Regions from separate parts of the Homo sapiens genome. Here region 1 is linked to region 2. Evidence: chromatin contacts called from ENCODE Hi-C or POLR2A ChIA-PET data. All regions are on one chromosome and are shown on one strand. The core of a region is the stretch at or near the end of the contact, and the rest is flanking DNA. Distances in the headings are between cores, read along the strand shown. Region 1 overlaps LTN1 (listerin E3 ubiquitin protein ligase 1). Region 2 has its middle 53 kb from the start of HEMK2.

Region 1 (7,221 bases), core at 297-2,796, 110 kb before region 2:
AGAGAAATTATGGTAGACATTTAAGTCAGTTATAAATAAGTATGTAAGATTTAAAGTAGCATACTTTCTAATTGAATGTCAATATAATCTTTTATTGTCTTTTGTTTTTATCTTTATCACAGTAATCTATCAGAAGCAAGTCCAGAGGTACTGGGTGTAAATATAGAAATAATCCGGTTTCTTTCCCTATTTCTGAAATACTGCTCATCCCCTTTGGCAGAGAGTGAGTGGGACTTCATCATGTGCTCCATGTTGGCTTGGTTGGAGGTAAATTAACCCGATATGTCATCACCTCTTGTGGGTTTTTGTACATACTTTTGCATCAGAACTATTTACTAATCTCATTCTTTAAGTGATGATTGTAATTGGTTCCTTTGTATAATTTAAAACACTTTATAGATGTTCTTCTTACCAGCTACTATTTGACAGAATAGTAAAATGATAGATTTTTAATGACTACCAGCATCATTCAGTGACCAAATCTCCTGTTATTAAAATGCCTTCTCCATTAGCTTATTGTAATATTTGCAGCACAGCCCTTTCAGGTTTTATCTGTTAATGACAATTATTTTGGTCTTTTTTGGTTATAATTAGATTATTTCTAAAACATACTGTGTGAATATTGTGAGAGTAATGCATTAAATAGTAGCAGATTCAGAGGGAATTAGTGTAATTTTTGACCCAAAGCAACCAGAGGTATATTACTTGTGGGCTCCAAGGCAGCAAGTCAGTCAGGGTTGGATTGGTCTGAATCTCTGCTTTGCCTGCTATTAGCTATGTGACTTAGAGTTTTAAACTTAAACTATTTGAGACTCAGTTTTCTTTCTTTCTTTCTTTCTTTTTTTTTAAATTTGAGATAGAATCTCGCTCTGTTGCTTAGGCTGGAGTGCAATGGTGCGATCTTGGCTCACTGCAACCTCCGCCTTCTGGGTTCAAGCAATTCTTGTGCCTCAGCCTCTCAAATAGCAGGATTACAGATGCCCACCAGCATGCACGACTAATTTTTATATTTTTGGTAGAGATGCGGTTTCACCATTTTGGCCAGGCTGGTCTCAAACTCCTGCCCTCATGTGATCCACTTGCCTCAGCCTCCCAAAGTGTTGGGATTACAGGCATGAGCCACTGTGCCTGGCCGATTTTCTTATTTTAAAATAATAACTTACAACTTGTAGGGCTACTGAGAAGATTATAAATGTGTATTTAATGTGTCTGACTTAGTGTTTCCTTCCATGGGTTAGAAATTAAAAAGGGTACTTGAGAATAAATTGTTTATTAATGATTCTATTCATGGTATTTAATTTTGAAGAAAAAAGTTATTTTGATGTAAAATTTTATGTTTCTCCTGAGATTACACACCTCAACTGCTTTTCGTTTTAAAATTCAAAGAAATGAAAGTGGGGCTTTTCTTTATATTGGCTTTATTTGTAGTGTTCTGGTAGAAGTCTGTTTACCTATTTCATTTTTATTGTTTTTTCAGACAACAAGTGAGAATCAGGCATTGTATTCTATTCCACTTGTGCAACTGTTTGCCTGTGTCAGCTGTGATTTGGCCTGTGACCTCAGTGCTTTCTTTGATTCCACAACTCTGGATACCATTGGCAATCTTCCTGTAAATCTAATCAGTGAATGGAAAGAATTTTTTTCCCAAGGCATCCACAGTTTGCTTTTACCTATTTTGGTGACTGTTACAGGCAAGTGAAAAAGGGAATAATAGTGAGATTGATTCATTGGAAATGACTTACTGAAAAATTCAAAAGCAAAAATTTTGATGTTTAAATCAAATAATACTAAATAGTAAAAGAAAAAGCCAGAAGAGAAAGCTTGGCTTCTCAGAAGCATCATCTATGCTTTACTTTACAGACAGAAATTGAAAAATGGCAAGGTATCCAATGACTGTTGCAAATTAAAATAATAATACTTCAGATAACATGAATGGATGATGTGAATAGAACCTTGCTATTGAACATTTGCTGGATCAGATAAAAGTCATTAAAACAGTTGAGATTAACTGGAATATATATTCAGTTCATGTTTCTAGTTAAGACTGCTTTATTGTTTATGTCTAGTTTTTATTTCATTTTCTTAAATGACATTTGATTGTTTGTGAATCATTTAAGCTATACTAACTTTCTTTTGAGACGTGCATGTTTCTTTCCTTTTTGTCATTAGGAGAAAACAAAGATGTGTCTGAAACATCCTTTCAGAATGCAATGCTGAAACCCATGTGTGAAACATTAACGTATATCTCAAAGGAACAGCTATTGAGTCACAAACTTCCTGCAAGATTAGTTGCTGACCAAAAAACAAACTTACCAGAATATCTCCAGACTTTGTTAAATACATTGGCCCCATTACTCCTCTTCAGAGCTAGGCCTGTGCAAATTGCTGTTTATCATATGCTATACAAGTAAGAATTCATCCAATTGAATCAATGTTACAGTGGTCTAAAAAAATAGAATATATGCTTAGTTTTTACTTTTAATTATTTAAAGTAAAATTTTTAAAAGAAGGAGATCTGACTGCTTCACTTATAGGGACCCTAAGTTGCCTCATCTTTTAGGTTATTGTTCTCTATACACAATTTATATTTCAATAGTCCTGGCTATAGTAGTTATTTTAAAGAAAACTCATTAAAACATTTACTCATTATAAAATAAGTATTGGTCTTTCTGCTCTTGAGCACGACTTAATAAACAGTTTAATATCACATATTTAAAAATAATGTTCTAATTTCTAGATTGATGCCTGAATTACCACAGTATGATCAGGATAATCTAAAGTCATACGGAGATGAAGAAGAAGAGCCAGCCTTGTAAGGTTTTTTTAAATAATTTGTTTTATTAAATTCTTATAATCCATCTCACTTATAATGTCTTTAGAGGACTGAAGCAGCACAGAAGCTATAGAGTTATATTCATTCTACAGATAGATCTTTTTAGTTATCTGTAAGATATAAATGAAATATAGATTTCACCCAAAAGATTGTGTCACTCTCTTAATTGTTCTTAAATCACATTTTCCGTTTGCTACTGTTCAGTAAAACTATCTTTGGCCATATGGTGGCTGTGGAAAGAGTGTATCGGTTCAAGTATCTATTGAGCATCCACTTTGTGCAGAGTATTAATTAAATGCTGAGGGGAATATGCAGTGTTTAGTGAGCACTTTCTTTTCCTTAAGGAATTTATCTGATACAGATGATACTGTAGCGTTATGGAAAATATAGTATATGATAAGTGCTAAGAAAAAGGATAGATAACTTTTTTTTAAAGGTCAGTTAGGCCTATATAAGATAGCATGTATGAGGGCACAATTAATGTACATCAGGAAGGGAAGACTTTCTTTTGAGGAAGAGGCATTTAAACTGGACCTTTAAGGTTAGGTAGCATTTCTGCAGGACAGGAAAGACAACATAAGTTAAGAGAACATCATGTACAAAGGCACTGAGTCATGAATGTGAGGATGTGCTTGGGGAATATTGAGTAGTTACCACTTAATGTATAGTTTTATTGATAATATCTTTCTTTACTGGAATGTAAGTTCTGTGAGGGCAGGAATTTCTCTCTCTTATTTCTGAGAGAGAAATAGGCTAGAATGCTGTAGGCCAGAATGCTTCCTGGCCTATAATAAATGGCCTTAAAAATGACTTTTTTGGGGGGATTTGGTCATTACTTGGTAGGAGATAGGGCGCCACCAGCCGATTCTGACACTAATGTGAAACATGAATTGTAAAAAGAAGCAAGCAGAGGTGGAGCTGATTGCAGAAGTTAAATAACAATGCATGGAGGGCAATGTGAAAAGTGGAGAGATTTTGGAGCTGGTATTTTATAAGATCTAGTGACTATCAGTATGGAATATAGAAGGCTGGGTACATGAGATGGAGGTGTTGAAGGAAAAGACCTAAGAGCAGAAGTTTGGAGAAGGCCTGTACTTGTGGGCTGGGAGAAGGAAGCCACAAGGGAAGAACGATCACAGAAGTGAAAGGAGAGAACCAGGCTAGAGTATCATGGAGAAGAGAGTTAAGTATTTTACTTTTTGAGAATCTCATAAGTTCACCTGAAAGTATAAATGAGTAGAGTAGTTCAATAAAGAAGAAAATTAACTTACATTGTTGTGAATTAATCTGAATGGTACATTTATTTTCCTAAAAAGATTACAATCATGATTTTTTAAACAGGCACATAATTATTTTCTGTGTTTATCCGATTAATAGTATCATTGTGATATTTCTTAATAGTACTAAGTAGATAATATGCAATAAAATAGAAACTAGAATGAAGTGACAAAGTTCGAAGTCTTAATCTTCACTTTGTCTTTTATAAGATGATAAAAGGCCGGGTAGGATTTAGAATCCCTAACAGTTTCCCCTACTAACTGAAAGACGTTGGACTCATCATTTGGCTTCTCTGGGTGTGTGATTTTTTTTCACTTAGAAAATTGAAAGAGACGTTTTCTAAAAATGTCTTTCCTTCAAGTGCTATAATATGTCTTTTTTATTTTACTGTTATGTGAGATTAGGAGTTAAAATTGGCTCAATAGAGGGGAATTTTTAAAACGTTTTTTGGAAAACAGAGAAATTTTTCTAAAATGCTTGAAGTTTACAAGTACTGTCAATTTGTTAAGGAATGAATTATAAAGAAAACTTGTGGTGTTTAATCATTGATTCTTAGGTCACCACCAGCAGCACTGATGTCTCTTCTTAGCATTCAAGAGGACTTACTAGAAAATGTTTTGGGGTGTATTCCTGTTGGACAGATAGTTACTATTAAACCACTGAGTGAAGACTTCTGTTATGTTCTGGGATACCTTCTCACTTGGAAATTAATACTAACTTTCTTCAAAGCTGCATCATCACAGGTAAATAAATATGTGACAACTTTCGATAGTTCTGTCCTAATATGCTTCTGATACTGTTCTAAATACCTTCCTTTCAGTTTAATAAAAGGAAAATCCTTATGTTTTAATCTCATCTTTTAAAATTTATTTTATTTTGTTTATTTGAGACAGGGTCTCACTCTGTTGCCTGTGCTGGAATGCAGTGGCACAATCTCGGCTCACTGCAACCTCTGCCTCCTAGGCTCAACCGATCTTCTCACTAAGTAGCTGGGACTACAGGTGCAAGCCACCATGCCTGGCTAATTTTTATATTTTTGTAGAGATGGGGTTTCACCGTGTTGCCCAGACTGGTCTCAAACTCCTGAGCTCAAGCGATCCACCCACCTTGGCCTCCCAAAATGCTGGGATTACAGGCATGAGCCACTGCGCCCAGCCTAATCTCATTTTATCCAACTAACTTCCATCTGCTTAATAAGTTTACTCCTGTCCCTTATACCTTACCTTCCAAGCAAAAGTAATTACTCTGATAGGTGGCCAGATCAACTTTTTTCTAACTGAATGTAGTCACCAGGTTCTTTTATTTCAGGAAATAATATTTATATAATTTAATTTTGTACTATCATAGTAATGATTTCAAAAGAATTGGATCTTGTGTTTTTTGTTTTTTTTTCGGAGGGAGTCAGTTTGTCACTCTGTTGTGGAGATATAACTTAATACATCATTGGAAATTTACCTTACTTGAAAATCACTGTTTGGAGAGAGATCTGTGAAACATTACCTATGTAATAATTCAAACTGTTACCTAAGTGGTGAAAATATCTGAAATATTTTGTCCAAATTATTCTAGCAGCCACTAGATGTCTCTGTTGTCTCATGTTTAGGAAGTAAGACCTTGTCCAAGAAGAAACTGGAAAGATCTCTCTAGTTTTTCTGTTAGAAGGATCCCCACTTGAAGATAGTTTGAGCCGGGGAAGTGGAGGTTGCAGTGAGCTGAGATCATGCCACTGCACTCAAGCCTGGGCGACAGAGCCAGACCCTGTCTCAAAAAGAACAAGGAAGATCCAAATCTCTGTCAATCTTTGATTGAATTAGCCTAATAAAATATGTGCCTTCTTTTGACAGGTCAATACAAAAAGATTTAGTTTATCATTTAGTGTGATTAAGTATTCATGGCATTCATTTCCAATGTGACTTTTTGGAATTTTTAAATTATAATTTATGTTGTTGCTCATACCCTATACCCTGGTACAAAGATATCAATTTTTGCATCTTTGCATTTGTATATCTGTGGGGAAAAGTCAAATCACAGAAGCAGCATTGATCTAGCTGTTAAATAGATTAGTTTTCTCTTTAGGCCTGTCACTTATTTTTGTGACTTAAGCTAGTTTTATTTGCTGATGATATATTTCAAGAGCTCCTTATTTGGCTTTTACATCAATTTCTTAAAATATTGTTGATCTTTAAAAAATAGCAGCAGATTGAGGCATTTGTGTATAAGAGTTTTGTTCTCATTTTATATTCAGAAATTAGGAAAATGGCCATGTGTCACCTTTTTCATTAAGCTGGGATTGGGTTAGGGTGCAAAATTATACGGCAGCATTTATTATTATTGAGTCTGAAACTTGAACTGAGCTGTGGGCAGATAAACCAGAATAACCCACTAAGTAATACTAATTAGATGAATCCTGAAATAAACAGAATTTTTCTTCGGAAAACTTTAAATGTTCCTAAATCATGGGTTAACTTTTTTCTCAAAAAAACTAGCAAATCAGATTGAACTGGAAAAAGTTGTATATGTACATGTGTATGTTTTTGTGTCTGTTTTATAAAGCTTTACTGAGATATTGCACATACCATAAAATTTACCCACTTAGCATACACAGTTTGGTGTTTTTAGTATATAGTCATCCCTTGATATCTGCTGGGGATTGTTTCCAGGCTCCCTCCCATGACCCCCACCCCAGCGAATACTCAAGTTCCTTATATAAAATGGCATATAGTATCTGCATCTAACCTATGCACATCTTCCTGTATACTACTTAAAATCATCTCTAGATTAGTTATCACTGATACAGTGTAAATGCTATTGAAATAGTTGCTATACTGTATTAAAGTTTTTAGTATTTTTATTGTTGTATTGGTTTTTTTAAATCACTTTTTTTGCCCCTCAAATGTTTTCAATCTGCGATTGGTTGAATTCTCAGATGTGGAACCCATGGAAGTGGAGGGCTGACTGTATTCACAGAGTTGTGCAACTGTTAACCACTATATAATTTTAGAACCTTTTCAACATCCCATTGTAATTGATAGCAATCACTTCCCATTTCCTCTCAAACCCCGCAGCTCCTGACAGCCATTAAACTGTGTTCTGTCTCTATGCATCTGCCT
Region 2 (7,507 bases), core at 2,333-4,832:
TTGCATTTCTAAAAGTGGTCCAAAATTTCCTGAATTTTTGATTGTTTTTCTTTAAGCCGTCTATTTCCTTGAATATTTCTCCCTTTACTTCCTGTATCATTTTTTGGATTTCCTTGCATTGAACTTTGCCTTTCTCTGGTCCCTCCCTTATTAGCTTAATAACTAACCTCCTGAATTCTTTTTCAGGTAAATCAGGGATTTCTTCTTGGTTTGGATCCATTGCTGGTGAACTAATGTGGTTTTTTGGGGGTGTTGAAGAGCCTTGTTTTGTAGTATTACCTGGGTTGGTTTTCTGGTTCCTTCTCATTTGGGTAGGCTCTGTCAAAGGGAAGGTCTAGGACTGAAGGCTATTGTTCAGGTTCTCCCACGGGTTGTTCCCTTGATGTAGTACTCTCCCCCTTTTCCTATGGATGTGACTTCCTGTGAGATGAACTGCAGTGATTTTTGTCTGTCTTCTGGGTCTAGCCACCCAGTGAGTCTACGCAGTTCTGGGCTGGTACTGGGGGTTTTCTGCACAGTGTCCTGTTACGTGAACCATCTATGTGTCTCTCAGCCATGGATACCAGTGCCTGTTCTGGTGGAGGGGGCGTGGGGTGCAATGGACTCCATGAGGGTCCTTTGCTTTGGTGGTTCAATGCTGTTTTTGTGCTGGTTGACCTTCTGCCAGGAGGTGGCATTTTCCAGACAGCATTAGCTGTAGTAGTATGGGGAGGAACTGGTGGTGGGTGGGGCCCTAGAACTCTCAAGATTATATGCCCTTTGTCTTCCGTGACCAGGGTGGATAGGGAAGGACCATCAGGTGGGAGCTGGGCTAGGCCTGTCTGAATTCAGGCTCTCCTTGGGTGGGTCTTGCTGCAGCTACTGTGGGGGATGGGGGTGAGATTCCCAGGCCACTGGAGTTGTGTACCTAGGAGGATTATGGCTGCCTCTGCTGAGTCATGCAGGTTGTCTAGGAAGTAGGGGAAAGCCAGCAGTTACAGGCCTCACCCAGCTCCCGTGCGAACTGAAGGGCCCATCTCACTCCCACCATGCCCCCACCACCAGATCCCCATTCATTTCCAGGTGGAGAGCAATATGGGTTTGAAAACCTGCCTCAGTCTACCCACCTCCACGCTACAAAAGAAAGGGGCTTGGGTCTTCCCTTGCCTTTGGAGTCTGCATGCCGGATTTGTGCCCTCCCCTGAGTTCTGGCCAGGAGGCTTCAACCCCCGTTCTAATTGTTACATAGTTCAGCTAGAGATTTCCTTCTCCTTGTGTAGTTTTATCCCCTGCTCCTCTCCTGTTGGATCCCTGTGGTGACAGGCAGGAATGGCCTGCTAGGGGAGCCAGTGAGTTCCCAGAGCCTTTCTGCCACTTCCTCTGCCCCTGAATTTCACTCAGCTCTCTAGATTGACTCAGCTTCAGGTAAAGTAAGAAAATTCTCCTGCAAACAGACCTTCAGCTTCTCCAGTGGGAGTGTGAGTTCAGGAAAGGAGGGTCTCCATTTTCTGCTTCCAAGGTTGGGGCACTCACAGTTTTGGGGGGTCTCCCAGGTCCTGTAGGAGCTGTCTGCTTCCTTCAGAGGGTCTGTGGGTCCTCTCAGGATTGCTGGTTTGTTCTTGCAGTTGATCTGGAGCTAAAATTCACAATGCAAGACCTTGCACACTGCTCTGTCTGGAGTTGCAATCTAGTCCTACCTCCCATCTGCCATGATTGAGCGAGTCTAGGGTTTTTGTTGGGGATCATTCACATAGGCACATGACTTGTGCCATTGAAGCTCCAGGCTCCCAGAAGCAAGCATAAACCACGTTGCACACGTATGCAGACAAACTGGTATAGTATGGCTCAAGAACCCATGTGAGAAAAATACTCTTAGTTCTTGGAACATTCTAACAGTTTAATTCCCAGAAGCTGGTCAAAGAGCAGTCATGAAAACAGGCCTTTCTTGGGAATGTGCAAGGTTTGAACAATTCAGCCCTGCTGAGTTAACTCTTTTCTGCACAGGTAGATATCGTTGCTATACCCATTTTACAGATGAGGAAGCAGAGACTTAAAAAAATTTAGTGACTCACTGCAAATGTAGTGAGAAAACGATAGAGGCAGGATTCAGTCCAACCTTGCCTGGCCTTGTCCAAACCTGAGCTTGTAACTCTGAAGTCCATACTTTTCCCTAAACGTGGGCATATGTGGCCTCTTTCCATAAATTTGGAAAAACATTTTTAAGTTAAAAACCTCACAAAGTTAGAAATTTCAAAATGGTAGAGCCAAAAAGGAGGGATAATGTAATTTATGTTTGTTTAGTTGAAAAATAGTTTCTGTTTAGTTAAAGCACTGGCATGTACCTGGTAAGTCATTCTTGGTCTTGGACATGTTCTTAGAGTCATTGAGAAAGATCTTGAGATTATGTAACTGCCATTACTGGATTTGTCACATCCATCTGTTTATGTCTCTGCTGTAAAATTATTAGGGCACAGTACTTCTAGGAATGTAAAGATGTGATGTCACCTGCCACTTGGCACATCTCCACATCACATCTCTGGAGCCTGTGGTTGCTTGGCCTTGTGTGCACAAAGCTATCAGCCCATAGACAAAGGTGGCTAAAATTCTGTGCGGTTTTATTTCTTTCTAATCAAACTATAAGTGGCTTTGTTTCTTTCTGATCAGATATTCTTTTGCATAGAAGAGGATAGTAAAAGCGTGGACCTAAGACAGACAATACTACCAATTAGAAAGAGCCAGAGAGAAGACTCAGGACCAAAAAGCCAGTTTTAAGTCTTGACTAATTTTATGACTTCAGGCAAGTCACTCACCTTTTCTGAGTGTTAGTCTCCTATCTATAAAATAAAAAATGCCGACCTACTAGGTTGTTATGAAGACCAAATGAGATAATGTGTTAAAGTAACTAGTTCAACACCTAGCACATGATAGGCACCTAAATAAGACAAAGTCTTTAGCTCAATACCTAGTGCATGGGTGTTACTCCAGAAATATTAGCTGAATCTGAATTTGAGTTCCTTCAGAGCAGGCACTCAGTTCATCATTGCTGTTTGAACATACGTATCAATACACGAATGGTTATGGTTAACTTAGTAGTCTGTATGTAGGGCAACACTTGTATGTTAAATCCTCTAGCAATGGATAAGTGAGATAAGCCAAATATTTAGAGTATGAGTATTTGTCACACAGGTTGTGAGAATGGGAGAGTTAATGGTTCTTAGGTGGAACATGATGTTTAGAGAGAGTTTTAACTCTGAATACAGGAGGAGCTAGATCAGAACAATCTTCTCAATTTATATCATAATACAAGTTCTTTGTTGCAGCAGAATCCACCCTCAATTCAATGATTCATTTGTTAGTTTACTACTGCTATTAAATTTGTGTTCAAAAGAGTTAAAGTATTTCAACATTTTTGCTTCCGGCTCTTATTACTAATTATTTACATCAATGGTAATGGAGACTCTTGGAGAGGTAGAGAGAAGAACAAGAAGACTCCAGGTAACAGAGACACACTCAAGACTGCTCCTGATTGTTATTTCCTCTCTCAACCCAGCTTTGTGATTGTATCACCTTTGGCTAAAACCACATCCTGAAACATGACTGTGCCTCTTTGTACTGCCTCAAGCATATTTGCCCTACAATGTGAGATCTTTTGCCCTTTCCAGGGAAGGATACTTAAGTCCAGTCCTGATAATAAGGCAGAGTGACTCCAGGGAAAAATGCCTGGTGTCTGGGCTCTGCTCTGTTGGGTTTATGATGAAAAACTGCAAATCAAAAGCTTTATGTACAGTAATGGTGCTTTTAAAGTCTGAGAGTGCTACATAAATATACATTCCTTGTTAAAAAAATAGTTAATTCTCTTTAGCAGTTTGCTAGTATATTAACTTTCACCTCCTACAAATATGATATTTTAGTAAACAGTTATACTATATACCTTACAAAATCTGAATTAAACAGTGTTTTTTGTTTTCTGTCTTGTGTACGTATAGTAAAAATGACACAGAATACAAACAGCTATGGAACATGAGTGTGACAATACTCAGCATATAGGTATTAGGGACCCATCACTGTTTGAAAGGTGATACTGTTTCTTTCTTTCTTTCTTTCTTTCTTTCTTTCTTTCTTTCCTTCCTTCCTTCCTTCCTTCCTTCCTTCCTTCCTTCCTTCCTTCCTTCCTTCTTTCTTTCTTTCTTTCTTTCTTTCTTTCTTTCTTTCTTTCTTTCTTTCCTTCCTTCTTTCCTTCTTTCCTTCTTTCCTTCTTTCCTTCTTTCCTTCTTTCCTTCTTTCTTTCTTTCCTTCTTTCCTTCTTTCCTTCTTTCCTTCTTTCCTTCTTTCCTTCTTTCTTTCTTTCTTTCTTTCTTTCTTTCTTTCTTTCTTTCTTTCTTTCTTTCTTTCTTTCGTTCTTTTCTTTCTTTTTGAGATAGAGTCTCGCTCTGTCACCCAGGCTGGAGTACAGTGGCATGTTCTTGGCTCCCTGCAACTCTGCCTCCCAGGTTCAAGTGATTCTCCTGCCTCAGCCTCCTGAGTAGCTGGGATTACAGGCGCCCGCTACCACGCCCAGCTAATTTTTGTATTTTTAGTAGAGACGGGGGTTTCGCCATCTTGGCCAGGCTGGTCTTGAACTGCTGACCTCAAGTGATCCACCCACCTCGGCCTCCCAAAGTGCTGGGATTATAAGCATGAGCCATAGCTCCCAGCTAATACTGTTCTTTTTTGTGAGTTTTAATCACTAAGTTTCTTCTGTTTGCGTAGCTATGACACATGGCATCCCTCCTGCCCCTACAAATTGATTTCTACTCCTTTACTGAATACCAGTGGTCCTGGGCTCATAAATCTACAAAGTGGAATCCAGAAGAAATCAGAATAAAAGACAATACATATTTTAAAAAATTTTCTACAGATGGATAGAATACTAATTTTCCATTTCCTTTCTTCCTTTCACCTTCTATTCTTTCTGATACCATTCTTTTTTTTTTTTTTTTTTAAAGATGGAGTCTTGCTCTGTCACCCAGGCTGGAGTGCAGTGGCACGAACTTGGCTCACTGCAACTTCCTCCTCCTGGGTTCAAGCGATTCTCCTGCCTCAGCCTCCCAAGTAGCTGGGATTGCATGCGCCTGCCACCATGCCCGGCTAATTTTTTGTATTTTTAGTAGAGACAGTGTTTCACCATGTTAGCCAGAATGGTCTTGATCTCTTGACCTCATGATCTGCCCACCTTGGTCTCCCAAAGTGCTGGGATTACAGGCGTGAGCCACGCGCCTGGCCTCCATCCATACATTTTTTTAAAAAATAAACAACATTTTGAAGATATTGTAGAGTCTGTTCTCACACTGCTATAAAGAACTACCTGACCTGGATAATTTATGAAGAAAGAGGTTTAATTGACTCACAGTTCCATAGGCTGTACAGGAAGCATGGCTGGAAGGTCTCAGGAAACTTACCGTCATGGCAGAAGGTGAAGGGGAAGCAAGCACGTCTCACCATGGTAGAAAGAGAGAGAGAGTGAAGGGGGGGAAGTGCCACACACCTTTAAACATTTATCAGATCTCGTGAGAACTTACTATCGCAAGAGCAAGGGAGAAATCTGCCCCCATGATCCAATTACCTCCCACCAGATCCCTCCCCCAACATTGGGAATTACAGTTTGACATGAGATTTGAGTGGGGACACAGAGCCAAACCATATCAAATATTTTCTGCCGTAAGTGTCTGGATGTACCATACCCAGGGTTCTCAGTTTTAGATAACATAATTGTTATCTAATTATACAGATATAAGATATACTCTCAGCCTGGAGGACTAGTCTCTGGCAAGAATTCAGGGAGACAAAATGTGGCTAAGATCTTAGTGTAGGAAGAGCCCACCCTTCTCTGACTGGGAGCAGACAGATCTTCTCCCTCTTAGGATTCCGTATTGGGAGTTGGGACCTCTGCCTACCATCTTTCCAGGAATTTTCTCCAAATGAACAGGACATTTCATGACAGTTTGCCAAAATGAAACACGTTCATTATAATGGGTATCAATGAAATTTTCACTCTGATATGAACCACATCTTTGTTTTCCAAAGTTTTAGAAACAGAGTGTATGTTCTTGTAAACTAATTGGTCTAGGGAAAATACCTCTTTGAGAGGACATAATTAACTCTCCCTACTCAGATGTCTTAAAATCCATGGAGTTTTGTCTTAAAAAGAATTGCTGCAGCTGAGAATGGGATACTGCCTTAGTCTGTTTTGTGCAGCTGTAACAGAATACCTGAGACTGGATAATTTGTAATGAACAGAAATTTATTGGTTCATAGTTCTTTAGTTGGGAAGTCCAAGATTGAAGCACTGGTATCTATCAGGGACCTTCTTGCTGTGTCATCTCATGGTGAAAGGCATAGGATGTCAGAGGGCAAAAAGAGGATGGGAGAGAGGAAAGGTGACTGACCTTATTTTATAAGGAACCTACTTCCACACATTCATCTATTCATAAATGCAGAGCCCTCATGTTCTAATTACCTCTCATTGGAACCTACCTCCCAACAAACACTGTTGCATTAAAGGTTAAGTTTCCAACATATGCTTTCTGAGGGACACATTCAAACCTTAGCAGATACCAAGGGGCAACTCACAACTAACAAGACTTGGGTAATGGTAGATGACTAAGTGCTTACTGTGTAATTAGCAATTTCACTTGTTCTAAAGAAGCATTTCTCAAGAGACAGCTGCAGTCCATCTTCATCAAAATCGTTAAAAATGAAGATTGTTGAGGATCCCTCCAGGCCTTCAGAATTAGAAATTTTAAGAGGAGCTCTTGAAGTCAGCAATTTTTATAAATCCCCAGATGAACTTTAAACCCACTAAAGTTTGAGAAACACCAGGAATGTAAAGGAATGCAGGTCTATTAAAAATTGTTAAAGCTCTTGTTAAAATCACTCATTTTCAGCCTGTCCTCTCCCTGCTTATAATAATCACTGTATATATAGTTTTATTAAATATTGCATTTATATTTTACTAAGAAAGATGCTATTCTAAGGCTTAATGAATTAAAAAAAACAGGTTGTTGCAGCTGAGTCGGTTTCTTCACAGAGATGGATATTCGTAAAGTGTTAGGTGGCTATTTGGGTGAAAGATCAACAAGCCCACTGGAAACTTTTGGAAGGTGAGCTGGCATGGAATTTCTGGAAGAAAGGGAACATTTTCTGACAGCAGTTGGTCAATGCAGAACTTTCAGATAATGATGGATTGGCAGTCGAAGGGCTACCTAAGCTAAGTGTCACCAAAGTGCCTTTGGTCTGTTTGACCTGCTTAGTGTCTAGTAGCTTCTTAGTTTAGAAAAAACTGAAGGCTGCTTCAATTTATTTACAAATGTGTTGTTCGGAACTGGTGCCACTATTATGAGTGTTCACCTAGTAGTTCTTAGAGCCTCATTCGTATTAGAGTTACCTACATTCTCTACTTCTTGTTGGCACATGAAGCATTAAAATGAGGGCTTCAAGGTCACTTTAGAGGAGAAAAGCCCCTCAAATCAACTCCCCTCTTTCCTTAGCT

What was found. A loop is a pair of places that touch in the nucleus more often than their neighbours do. ChIA-PET counts read pairs that join two places held with the same protein, here RNA polymerase II (POLR2A). Pooled maps may share reads with other maps.
Region 1: a map of naive thymus-derived CD4-positive, alpha-beta T cell shows a loop between it and region 2 (2.8-fold over the local background). The contact joins two enhancer-like sites. A Hi-C loop is called at or near these places in 1 of 168 maps with a recorded cell type or tissue (naive thymus-derived CD4-positive, alpha-beta T cell) and 6 of 50 pooled maps. POLR2A ChIA-PET finds 5 or more read pairs at or near these places in 2 of 52 experiments (activated CD4-positive, alpha-beta T cell and naive thymus-derived CD8-positive, alpha-beta T cell).

Annotation. Positions count from the first base shown.
Region 1 is chr21:28,938,853-28,946,073 of GRCh38, reverse strand. It overlaps LTN1 (listerin E3 ubiquitin protein ligase 1), which reads left to right. Exons shown (of 30, transcript NM_015565.3): 21 at 123-267; 22 at 1,478-1,691; 23 at 2,170-2,407; 24 at 2,738-2,812; 25 at 4,668-4,854. Among named protein-coding and RNA genes, the nearest start is that of LTN1, 50 kb to the left of the region's middle. Within about 2 kb of position 1,546, at least 2 of the 41 ENCODE cell types and tissues checked have a DNase peak (open chromatin) inside an H3K27ac peak, as active enhancers do.
Region 2 is chr21:28,828,331-28,835,837 of GRCh38, reverse strand. It overlaps a transcript of HEMK2 not described here. Among named protein-coding and RNA genes, the nearest start is that of HEMK2, 53 kb to the left of the region's middle. RefSeq lists an enhancer at 465-1,664. Within about 2 kb of position 3,582, at least 5 of the 41 ENCODE cell types and tissues checked have a DNase peak (open chromatin) inside an H3K27ac peak, as active enhancers do.